2 separate regions of the Homo sapiens genome follow, and region 1 is linked to region 2. The links are chromatin contacts, found by Hi-C or POLR2A ChIA-PET in ENCODE. All regions are on one chromosome and are shown on one strand. Each heading gives the region's core, a stretch centred on a gene start or an enhancer-like site at or near the end of the contact. The rest is flanking DNA. Distances are from core to core; before and after follow the strand shown. Region 1 overlaps BACH2 (BACH transcriptional regulator 2). Region 2 overlaps BACH2 (BACH transcriptional regulator 2).

Region 1 (6,334 bases), core at 2,996-5,495, 96 kb before region 2:
AGTGAGCTCTAGCCCTGAGACTCTGTGCACCCACTACCGTGTCATATGGATATGGCAATGCCTTGTCTTGAGTGAAAGGGTCATGTGGCCTGACTTAACATCTGATAATGTCAGAAAAGATGAAGGAGAGTCTGAAGAGGTAGGAGGTAAATTAAGTCTTCGGAATAGAAAAGCTGGACTTTGTGTTAAGACCCTATAGGCCCCAGAGAAGAAAGGATCTGTTTTGACATGACTGTAATATAATTTCAAGTCTGAGAGGCCTAGCTGTGAATCATGATAACTTCTTTGAAATATGGCTGCAGCTACTGACCATCTGTCGGGTTCTAACTGAGGTCGGAGGAGAGTCGGTGGATGAGTGGCAGGCAGCTGAAAGACCAGTCAAGGAATCATGGGGGCATTTCAACATGGCTTTATTCTCTGGACACACGGGAGCTGTGGGTGCAAGCAAGCCATGGGCACAAGCAAGCCATGGGTACAAGCCTGAGGATGAGCCACAGGTGCAAGCCGTTACATACAGCATTAGCAGGGTAATTATACCTTTTACAGACAATAGTGGCTCCGAGTCAAGCATGAGCACACATGAGTGGTTACTTAATGCACCTCACATGGCATGGTTACATAACAGGCAGAGCTGTGTGCCTGCACTCCAAACTCGCTGAGTCATGCTGGACTAGATGTCTGCCTCGGCCTATTCTTGACCACAGCTCATCCATTTTCCTTACACCATCAAACAGGTTTCATTTGTAGGAAAGCACATATTCAGTCCCACTTCATTCTTGTTGCTGGTACTTTCACACACATTGTGATTGTTGGTTTTGGAATCTTGTTCATCCTCATTTTTTGAGGATTTAAAGAGGAGTGCCTAGTATTTTCTTAATTAAAACAGGCTTTGCTTCTCTGCGTCCCCTGCCCCAAACCAATGGACTGCCCTGGGCCGTCCTTCATCAGGAGTTTTAATTGCATGTTGATTGAACTGGTAGGTTCTTGTCCTACATCATCATGTTGGACTAAGCCCACAACAGCCATGCAGCCTCAGTAAAGAGGCCCTTTGGATACTCAAAGTGTGCTGCTGCCTTTTTCTTTGTGACTGGTGATGGCTGGGTTCCTACAACAACGGCCAGGGGATTCTGACCTTTATGAATCAGGCAGAGGAATGCTTCTGTCTTCTTTCTCCAAGTCCTCAACTCTGCCCTTTTTCTGTCAATTAGTAGGCCTTAATAGATACAATTAAGAGAATTCTACTTAGTTAATTGGTGATTGGAAACATGATTATTTAGGTACTTAATCTGTGGTTTGTCCATCTCTAGAATATTAACAATTGATTTTTGCCTGATTTTACAAAGGTATCATCTCAGTGGGATTGCTATGTATGAAAGGAAATTTATAATGGAATGATTGCTTCCAATCCAGTTTATTAATTTAAGTACGTAATACTTTAGATTGGCTTTATTTTCCCTTCATTTTTGTGATACAGAGGCCTTATAACGTATAGCTGTTTGCTGGTATTCTTCCCAGCTTCCTATTGTCCTTTGTCTTCGTAAAATAAGCCTAGCAGTATTTTCTATATTTTCAGAGAATCTTGTGCTTTTGAATATATGTACATCATTGGCTTTGTTTTTAAAAAAACTTCATACTGTGTGATAAAATTAATGTAATAAAAAGGTAGAGATGCCTATTTACAATTTGCAGAATAATTTGCAGAAACTCCTCAGTTACTGTTCAGAAGACACATATTTCTAGTCCAGTAGACATCTAGTAAATGATGTTTACTTTTAAATGCAGAGATTTGATTTGACTAATCATAGTTTATATGTTCTTCTGGTTTATTTGGTTTTCTTTTCTATTTTTTTTAATGGAATAGTTTTGTAATTTCTTACCACTCTCAAACTTTAATAAAGTGGCATCTTGAGGCTAGTTTCAGTTAAATATAAATATAAGCAATTAATTAAGATAACCAACCCTAACCAGAGAGATAAAGTATCATCGCGTGTCATAGTGATCAAGGAGCACCTGTTAATGAGAACTGTAGGAAAACTGCAACCAATCATGAAAAAAAAAGTGTTGGGTGAAATTAACAATGTCTGTGTTTCTTGTTATTTCTTAAATCCAACCCATAAACAATTTGCTGTGACAGCTCTAGGCTGGGATTACGGCATTTGGGATGAGGTCTGATTATAGCTAAAAATAGACACGTGTATTGAAGATAAGAAAAGGAATATTAAACAATTGAAATTTTGTGAAAGACTGATGCTGTTTCATTGTAATAATTTCCCCAAAGGCACATTAGTAATGCTGCTAAATACAGACTTTAATAGACTTTAATAATGTGTACTTTAGAGGCCTGATACACAAAGGAATAATGTATAAAACATTCATTATGAAAAATTGCTACCTTTTTTATTTAATAAGAAATCTGTTGAAACAAAACCTATGGCATTGTGTTCTTGGCTATTAGCAGGCTGAAGAATAATTGCTACCTTCTTTTACATTTTTTCACCTATTCTAATCAAGTTGCAATCATATTTTCTTATTTGTTCCATGAATGAAATGGAGATTAAAAAAAAAAAAAGTACTTGCATTGAATGGACCCTTGTTCAAATTGTGGCTCATTCTCTCGCTACCTTCATGATCTTGGGCAAGTTACCTAAAGTCAAAACTCCGTTTCTTTATTTGCAAACTGAGGATTGTTCTACCTATCTAACAAGGTAGGAATAAGTTAAATGTTGACACAGTGGAGTCCCTATGTAACAGACACTCAGCAAATGCTTTCTATTATGATTACTTTCTACATCTCTTTCTCTTTATGTTGCTTGTTTCTTTGAAGGACTGTAGTGGAGGAGCTGGAAGGGGGTTGAGAGTAGGAAAAAGCAATTAAAAAGATACCTTAGCTGCTCTGTAGCCAAGCCTTGCATTGGATTTCAATTTGATTTTAATGTGCTGCTGCTGAGAGCCATGCTGTTGAAAAAGAGAGAAGAGTAAGAAGCAGATGCTCTTAGAAGAACAGTGGGGCATTTATCTCTTTTAATGAGATAACATCATTAGAGTGACAAAGTGCAGCGAATCAATACTCGAAATGGACTGGCGCTATCTTCCCAAAGTGCGCTGATTGTTACACTTCACAACCTTAGAATCCGCTGAATCACGAATTCTGTCTTATCTGTTATTAGAGCCGCTGGCTTTGATCTCACAGACTAGATCCACACCTTAGGGATCTCCAGAGGAACAGGAAAACAGACTAATAGGATAAATGAGAAAAATCCAAGGTGATTTATAAACTGCCCTGTAATCAAGGAACCTCAGAGAAAGGTGGTTGTGCTTGTTTTTTCCTTGGACTTCTTTAAATGGCTACTCATAACTGCCTTCCCCTCTGCTCGCTCTCCTTGCTCTCTGTCTGCTTCTTGGTGTAATGTCAGAAACGCTAATCATGTCAGACTGTGACACTGACAGCCCTGACATTCACAACAAAGAGACAAGGAGGAGAGAGAGGAAAAGAGATGGGGGAGGGGGGAGGTGAGGAAAAGCAGCAGGAGAAGCATTTTTTTATTGCACATAAAATCCATAGCTGCAGAATCACCCACATCTGGACATGTCATATCCAAGGAAAATCAAGGAAGGCACAAGGTGAATTCCAATAGAGATTGAAACTGAGCTGGGGATTTTCCCCTCTTCTTTTAGATTTCATTGTGTAGTTTATATTAGAATTACTGTGACTATGATTTCTTCTCATCAAGAAAAAGGGCATTTACATTTATTTTTCCTTTTTCTTTACTACAGTTTTTCTCTTCGAAACAAAGCAAAGTTAAACACAGATCTTAGCAGGAAGTGTGTGCTGTCAGAGGTTTTCCAATTTATTACCAGATTCCCATAGTTTAATCTGAACAATAGCCAGTTCAGGAAAGAAGTCATGGGTGAGGGATGTTTTCTGACCATGGCAAGGCTGAATGTCATGACAAAGCTGTTCAGTGTCATCCTCAGGCCCTTGGCTTCTGCGGCACCTGCTTAAAGCTGCTGGATGCAGAAAATGCTGATGTTACCTGTTCCCTAACAGTTTGGAGTGGGCTTCCAAATACCTTTGAGACTTCTGTTTCTCTCAGGCACTTTCTCCATTTGGAATAATGCTGGTGAGTGGTCTGCAATCTCTGTCTTGGATCAGTCATGACCTGAAAATCGGCTGCCACATCTCACATGTGTTTTGAATCCAGATGCTATGATCTAAATTGAGCTCTGAGCTCAGGCTGAATCATCCTAGCTTTTCTATAAACATGAGAAGCCAGCTGCCAGCTCGGCTTTTGAGGTATTTTGAACTATAACTCTAAGTCTTACCGAAGATAGTTATCATTTCATTTTTTCTTCATGTCAGAAAAAAAAAATCAAAAATGGAAAATGGTATCCAGTATTTATTCTGTATCAGTTACCCTGTCATAAAAGAGGGTACATTTTTTGTCCATATTCAAACAGAAGGTATTCTGTACCTAGTGACTTCTTTTCAGATTGATTATAAAAATATTGAGAACTTTGGAAAAGGCTGATAACTCATTTCACAGTGTTCTCATCTTTAGTACCCAAGTAAAATTTTACATACTTGGGCTACTTGATAGAAATGCTCCACTTAATTTCAAAAAAAAAAAATTAAGTGGATTATGTGGCGTAGTTGAAGTTCCAGCAACTTTGACATTGTGACTTGTTTAATATTCTTGAGGAAATTCTACTTCTATTGGCAGAAGAGAGTAAATTTATACCCTATGGAGGATTTGAGAGAATTTACCCCAAAATATCTTCCTGTAAATTCAAATTTTCTTTGAAGTGTTTTTAATCCTAAAATTTTACATGGATTGTTCCCTGTGATATGTGATAGGTCCATGTTTGTTTTCATGTAAAATAATTTAAAATTACTTGCCACTTAAATTAATTAGGTCCTATAGTAGGTAATGACAGCTGGTATAACAGATAAGCCCTCAAAATTGAATGGTTTGACACAACTAGTTTCCTTTCTTGCTCAGCTCTCAGCCCAGTGGAAGTATTTCTGATCAGTGAAGTGCTTTTATTGAGAGGTGATTCAGGAATCCTGAACTCAGGTGCCTTCCGTCTTCTGGCCTCACCATCTATTTTGTCTGCTCAGGCTGCTGTAACAGAGTACCACAGACTGGGTGGCTTAAACAACAGAAATGTGTGGTCACACAGTTCTGCAGACTAGGAGTCGAAGATCAAGGTGTCAGCAGGGTTGGTTTCTTCTGCGGACTGTGAGGCAAGGATCTCTTCCAGGCCTTGCTCCTTGGCTTGTAGAAGGTCACCTTTTCCCGAGTCTCTTCACATCATCTTCCCTCTTTTCCTGTGTGTATCCAAATTTTCCCTTTTTATAAGGACACCAGTCATATTGGATTAGGGGCACACTCTCTTCCAGTATGACCTCATTTTAACTAATTACATCTGTAATGGTCCTATTTTCAAATAAGGTCACTTTCTGAGGTACTGGGGGTTAGGACTTCACCATGTGAATTTTGAGGGGACATAATTCATCCTGTAACACCATCTTGCAATTGTCTGCACCTCACTTCTTAATCACAGTCGCCTTGAAGTAAAGCACCATCTTTTCTCATATTCCTTTGTTGAGCACTAGTCACGTGGCTGCACCTGGAGGTGAAGTGGCCTGGGAAATGTAGTCCCGTGCTGAATAGTGATTGTGCTAGATGGCCACATGCACACACAGGAGCCACCCCATCTTTCTCAGAATGTGTATCAAACTCTCCTGTATCTTCCAGTGCTTCTGAGCACACCTGTCCAGAGAGCTCTCAAAAAGGTAATCAGTGTTCAAGTTTGAGAATCCTATTCTAGCATGGCTAGGAATGCTTTTCAGTTAACACCCTAAGGATTTATATGTAAGTGAGTGCCTAAGGTTGCTTACTGTTTTGTTTTCTTAAGAATCTAATATATTCTCAAGGGAATTTTACTTACACTAGGGTTAATCACTTTTTCTTCTTGTGAAACTAGTGAAATCCAAATGAATGAAGTTTAACTCTTAGCCAAAAACTTAGCTTGTGGTTAGAGTGATTTTCTACAGTACAGTAACTTTTTTTGTTACATGTTCTACTATTGCTGAAAAATGATATATTTCCAAGAGGGAGAAAAGGATATTGTGAGTGCAGAAGACGGTTGTATAACCTGCTTTGCTTATCTCAAATGGCTAGACTTTAGTATTTAATTAAAGAAGTCTTGCCTCTCCTATCAAGTTAGTCATTATTTTGAAGGTTGAACGTGGGTTTTGTAAGTGACTAATTGCTTTGTATGTTCCTTTTCAATTACAATAAGAAGTTATGAATTCTCTACATTTAGAACT
Region 2 (6,034 bases), core at 3,103-5,602:
CCAGGAGGGCACTTTTTGAAAGGTTCATTCAAAACTCCTTTAGAATGTGGTTTTTCATTGAAACAAACCCTTTAGATTCCCTTTGAGAATGGCGAGGCCAGACCCTGTGGCATCCTCAATGAATGATACCCCTTTAAACAGACTTTAGGGATAGGCTGGAAACCTGACCTCTTTTTATAATACCACTTCTATGGAAAATAGATTCGTGTCTCACCATGTATCCTGGAGTCCCAGGAACTTTTCAAATCATTATATGGGCTGTCAGCAGCAGTAGGAATGCCACCAAGACCATAACCCAAAAGCAGGATCATTACCCAATGCCACAGGAAGGGGACAAATAATAGTATGAGCTCCTTATATTTATAGTGAAGTTTTAAGTCATGGGTTTTTGTGCCAGGATATTCCTGTGATTCAGAATACTTAAAAATACTTGACTGCAATTCATTAGAAGAAAAAATAAACCACACACGAAAAAACCTATTAGAATGAATAATAAGATCATCAGTTTTGCAGGATGAAAGTTCAGTCTACAAAAATCAATTTCTGTACCCTAGCAAGAAAAATGAAATTACAAAAACAATTCCATTTACATAGCATCAAAAATAATTAAATATTCAGGAATAAATTTAAGAAAAGAAGTGCAAGACTTGAACACTGAAAATTACAGAATACTATAGAAAGAAATTAAGGAAACATAAATAAATGGAAAGACATCCAATGTTCATAGATCAGAAGACTTGTTAAGATGGCAAAACTATCCAAACCTATATAGTCAACACAATCCCTATCAAAATTGCAGCATTTTTGCAGAAATTGACAGGCTGATTTTAAAATTCATATGGAAATGCAAGGGACCCAGAATAGCTAAAACAATCTTGCAAAAGAGGAACAAAATTGGAGGACTCACACTTCCTTTTTTCAAAACATCCTATAAGATAGTGTAGTCTTGAATACAGTACACGTATGCTCAAAGTTTTCAACAAGGGTTCCAGAACAATTTGATGAGGAAAGAACAGTCTTTTCAACATATAGTGCCAGGACAACAGGATATTCACACACAGAAGAATGAACTTGGACTTATACCTTACACCATATACAAAAATTAACTCAAAATGGATCACAAAAATAAATGCAAGCAAAAATTCTAAAACTCTTAGAAGAAAATATAGGGATACATTTTTGTGACCTTGCGTTAGGCAGTGGATTCTTAGATATAACACCACAAGTACAAAAGACAAAAGAAAAATTAGATAAATGGGACTTCATAAAATTAAAAACTTCATGCTTAAAGGAAACCATTAAGAAAGTGAAAAGATGGTCCACAGATGGGAGAAAATACTTACAAATCATGTATCTGACAAAGGATGTGTATCCAGAATATATAAAGAATTCTTACAGCTCAATGCTCAAAAGACAACCCAGACAAGTAATGGACAACTAAAATATGCATTTCTCAGAAAAAGATATACAAATGGCCAGTAAGTGAATGAAAAGATGTTCAGCATCATTGGTCATTAGGGAAATGCAAATCAAAATTATAGTGAGTTACCACTTTACCCCCACTAGGATGGTTAAAGTCTAAAAGACAGTAATAAGTGTTGGTGAGGATGTGGAGAAATTGGAACCCTTATACATTGCTGGTGGGATTGTCCTGCTACAGCCATTTTGGAAAACAGTTCCTCAAAATGTTAAATACAGAGTTACCATTTGTCCCAGTATATTAGTTAGGGTTCTGCAGAGAATAGAACCAATAGAGGGTGTGTGTGTGTGTGTGTGTGTCTGTGTGTGTGTGTGTGTGTGTGTGTCTGTGTGTGTGTGTGTAGAGAGAGAGAGGAAAGGGACAGATTTATTTTAAAGAATTGGCTTACATGATTGAGGAGACTAGCAAGTTCAAAATTTGCAGGGTAGGCCAGCAGGCTGTAGACCCAGAGAAGCATCGATGTTGCAGTTAGAGTCCAAAGGGAGTCTGCTGTCAGTATTCCTTCTTCCTGGGAGAGGTCAGCCTTTTTTCTTAAGGCCTTCAACTGATTGGATGAGGCCCACCTCATGAAGAGTAATCTGCTTTATTCAAAGACTACTGATGTAAATGTTAATCTCATCTAAAAAACACCTTTGTAACGACACCCAAACATGTTTGACCACAAGTCTTGGTATGGTGACTTAGCCAAATTAACACATAAAATTAACCATCCTACCTAGCGATTTCACTTCCAGGTATATATCCAAGTAAATTGAAAACATGTCCAAATATGTCTAACCATACAAAAATGTTCTTGGCAGCATTATTCATAATAGCTAAAATGTGGAAACAATCCAAATATCCATCAACTGATATAAATGGATAAACAGGATGTGGTAGATGAATATAATTGATTATTATGCAGCCATAAAAAGGGATGAAATATTGACATTTGCTACATCAAGTGTGAACCCTGAAAATATGGTAAAGTGAAAGAAGCTAGACACAAAAGGCCTCATAATAGATGATTCCATTTATACAAAATGTGTAGAATAGGAAAATCCACAGAGACAGAAAGTAGATTGGTGGTTGCCAAGGGTTGAAGGGGAAAGGAAATGAAGAGTAACTACTATGGGTGTAGGTTTTCTTTTTTGGATGATGGAAATGTTCTGATATTAGATAGTGGTGATGGTCGCACAACTCTGTGAATATACTAAAAAACATTGAATTGTATATTTTAAAGGTGTGAATTGTATGATATGCTGATTATATCTCAATAAACCTGTTAAAAAATGCCTAAGCCTCCAAACGTAAGTGGTCCTGGCCACCTAATAGAAAGCAGCAGGAGTTGCTTCTAAAATATAGAATGTATGCTGAATCCCATATGTGAAGAGTTAGAAGGGAATGAAATGATCATCACCATTTACTAGATACCTTCTGTGTTTCAGAAGCTGTGAACATATCAGCTCTCTTAGTCTTCCTTAAAAAACAAAAACAAAAAACATAGCCAGTTTTAAGGGCACACACCTGTAGTCCCAGCTACTCAGGAGGCTGAGGCCGGAGGATCGCTTGAGCCCAAGAGTTCGAGGATGCAGTGAGCTATGATCACGCCACTGTACTCCAGCCTGGGTGACAGAGCAAGACCCTGTCTAAAAAAAATAAAACAAAAGCATATGTTGGCTTTAATCTTCCTTGTTTGTTCACATCAGGAAACTGAGCCTTTGTTCAAATTGCTTGGCCAAAGTCAGCTATGTTGGGACTAGACCTGGGTCTCTCTGACTTTAGGCTTATTCCTAATTCACTGCCCCACACTTCTCCTGGAGGAGAAACCCTGTCCCGAACTGAACAGAGAGTGGCACGACCTGCCACTTAGAGAGGTGGGCAAAGTCTTCCCAAGAACAAAGGTATGAAGGCTGAAGTATGCTTTTGGAGAAAAAACAAAGGAATTAAGTGCAAACGGGAGGCCGTTGCTTTTATGATAAAGAAAAAAAAAACAGGTTTAATTTTTAAAACAAAAGTTCCACAAGGACCACAAGGAAAGTGACAGGAAGACAGAAGGGACCACAGGATCCAAGATTGCCAATTGAAAAGCAAAACCTAACACTGGGGTAGAGCCAGCATGTCATGGACCAGTAAGAGAAATGAACGTTCCCAGAGTAGCCAGCTGAATTGGGGAGAGGCCTAGCCGTGTTGACAGTCAGTTGGACCAGAAGCCACGTAGGGGTGTTCCGGAAGCTGAAACAAGTCGTTTCTCATCCAGAGACAAAAGTGGCCCCAGAAGAAGTTACCCTGGATGCTCCATGGATCAGGATCCAGTACAGGGGCTTGTAGACAAAGAGAAGTACTGGAGTTCTTTTACAAGAGATTTTAACCTGAGGTTTATGGATTCTTAGGGGGCCTACATCGTCTTCAAAGGGTCCTTGAGCTCTTGCTATCATGTGGAAATGTTTTGTGTCTATGCGTCTGGTTCTGGGGAGAGAGTCTTCAGGTTTTTAAAGAATCTATGTCAGGAAGAAGATATTTAAAAGTTATTTAAATGTTTCTCTTAAAGCGCTAGGCTAATTTTCTGGCTGTGTGATAGATTGTGTTAAATGGTCTGGCACTCCTAATTTTTGGAATAAAAATGAATTCTTAGTGAATGATCTCACAGCCTGCAGTGCTGTCTGATTCTGTCCTGGCATTTGATAGAACTTGTTAGGGGATTAGGTAAGACAGGATGTTGGTACATTTGAGGTCATTAAACCAAGAAGGGAAGGGTGGGGGTTGCGGGGGGGGCAAAGAAATCTTGCTAAATATATTGTGGAGCTGAACTAAATGCTGAATAGCTAAGGGACATTCTTTGTGTTCTGTGCCAAGACTTTAAAACCCTGTTTAGAAACAGACTAGAATGATGGAGACAGCTCCATCTAGATGCAGTGCATTGGTAAATGCCTGTCTTTCCAAGAAATACTATTTTACTTGTCCTTTTATGGAGGAGGCGTGGAAGGCTGTGATGTACTGGGTTGTATAACATTTTTGTAAGCGGATACAGCTAGTATAGAACCTAGAGAAACAATAAAAGCCGCCTTTTCACATGGTGTCTCACAGTTCCCGTTTCATTACTAGGAAAATAATGAATATGTCACAGAGAAGCTAATTCGTATGAAAGGTTTTTGTCAGCTGAAATGCATGCCCAAAAGTTTATTTTCTACCTGTCTTTTCTTTCTACTTCTTTTTTGTTTCCTTCACTCTTGTTTTGGATGTATAGTTTTAGAAAATACTCACTTTAAAAATGTATTGGATGGATAGTGGTGAAGGCTGTACAACGAAACAAATGTACTTGGTGCCACTGAACCGTATACTTAAAAATGATTAAAGTGGTAAATTGTACGTTTTGGATATTTTACCATAATTTTTAAAAAGTATATCGGCTAATACAGAAGGAAAACCCACTTACCCTTTGAGGCAAGAATTCCAAGTATCTTTATGTGGTAAATGCCACACCCTTTCCCACACGTGGTATGAATATGTAAGTCGTAGGGCAAAGTGTGTATGGGGTAGAAGTGCTCATTTAAGCATTGCATGGTCCCCACTCTGCCACTCACTGGCTATGGGACCTGGGACCCTATATCCCAAAGCAGATGTTAAGCCCTCCACAAATGCTGCCTTCTTCCTCCTCGGTCCATTACTCACATGTTGGTTTTTCAACAGTACAGTGAGACAGTGGGACTCAGTGATCTCCAAGGTCCCTTTCAGCTCTGCTGATCCATAGTTTAAACTCACTATTTTTAAAAAAAATCTATAGAACACTATGAAAATTCTCGTGGACAGATGTAGTCCACGGGCTTCCCATGTGGACACACAGCAGCTTTTGCTGCTTCTGACTTTCTCTCTCCTCTGTTCCACATTCTTTCTCTTCCCCAGCCTGCCAAGAGTCATCCATGAGCTTGGACCTGGGAAGAGAGGGCAGACAGGAGAAAGAAGTGAGGTGGCTCAGGACAGAAGGCTGGGAAAGAGCCTGGTGCTGGATGTCAGGCTGGACTAGGGATGCATGCAACAAGCCAGGAGTCAGCCCTGACAGTGCCACATGGTTATGGGTGTGATGGAACCCAAGGCCGTGGCCCCAGATTATCTGAAGGGTATGTGACCACAGGAGAAGTAAGCACGATTGATTTTTATACGAGGTGGATGGTGGTGGGAATGTAGAGATTAGATCCAGGGAGAGAAGCTGAGCTCATCGTGTGAGGAAGAGCCTCTGTTGGGGAAGAAGAGGCTATGTCAGGAGGTGCAGCAGGAGAAGAGGGCCAAGGGCCAAGTGCAGGTGTATGCTCAGTCTCCAGGCAGGGTTCAAGCTGAGAGCAGATGAACTCTGGCCTAGGACTCGAGGGCTGGCAAAGGCAGATCCCCAGGGCAATGTCTCTCCTCTGGTTCCTCTATGTGTACCTGTCACTGTACTCTGCAAACACTGATCTTCATTCATGTATTGGTGTAGCCATTCATTCAAGTTTGTGCCAGGCACTATTCCAAGTGTCAGGTATCAATGGTTAGCAAGAGAAGCTAGGTCCCTGCTGCTGTGGGTCTTACATGGACCAAGAG

What was found. Hi-C counts contacts between places; a loop is a spot of excess contacts on that map. ChIA-PET counts read pairs that join two places held with the same protein, here RNA polymerase II (POLR2A). Pooled maps may share reads with other maps.
Region 1: a loop to region 2 is called in a map of gastrocnemius medialis, with 5 times the contacts of the local background. The contact joins two enhancer-like sites. A Hi-C loop is called at or near these places in 2 of 168 maps with a recorded cell type or tissue (gastrocnemius medialis and posterior vena cava) and 10 of 50 pooled maps. POLR2A ChIA-PET finds 5 or more read pairs at or near these places in 16 of 52 experiments (BJ, CD4-positive, alpha-beta T cell, CD8-positive, alpha-beta memory T cell and 11 more).

The regions. Positions count from the first base shown.
Region 1 is chr6:90,192,363-90,198,696 of GRCh38, reverse strand. The region is part of intron 4 of BACH2 (BACH transcriptional regulator 2); the gene reads left to right. Among named protein-coding and RNA genes, the nearest start is that of BACH2, 100 kb to the left of the region's middle. RefSeq lists a silencer at 3,773-4,067. Within about 2 kb of position 4,245, at least 3 of the 41 ENCODE cell types and tissues checked have a DNase peak (open chromatin) inside an H3K27ac peak, as active enhancers do; they include gastrocnemius medialis, where a contact is called at or near this core.
Region 2 is chr6:90,096,474-90,102,507 of GRCh38, reverse strand. The region is part of intron 4 of BACH2 (BACH transcriptional regulator 2); the gene reads left to right. Among named protein-coding and RNA genes, the nearest start is that of BACH2, 200 kb to the left of the region's middle. Within about 2 kb of position 4,352, at least 12 of the 41 ENCODE cell types and tissues checked have a DNase peak (open chromatin) inside an H3K27ac peak, as active enhancers do; they include gastrocnemius medialis, where a contact is called at or near this core.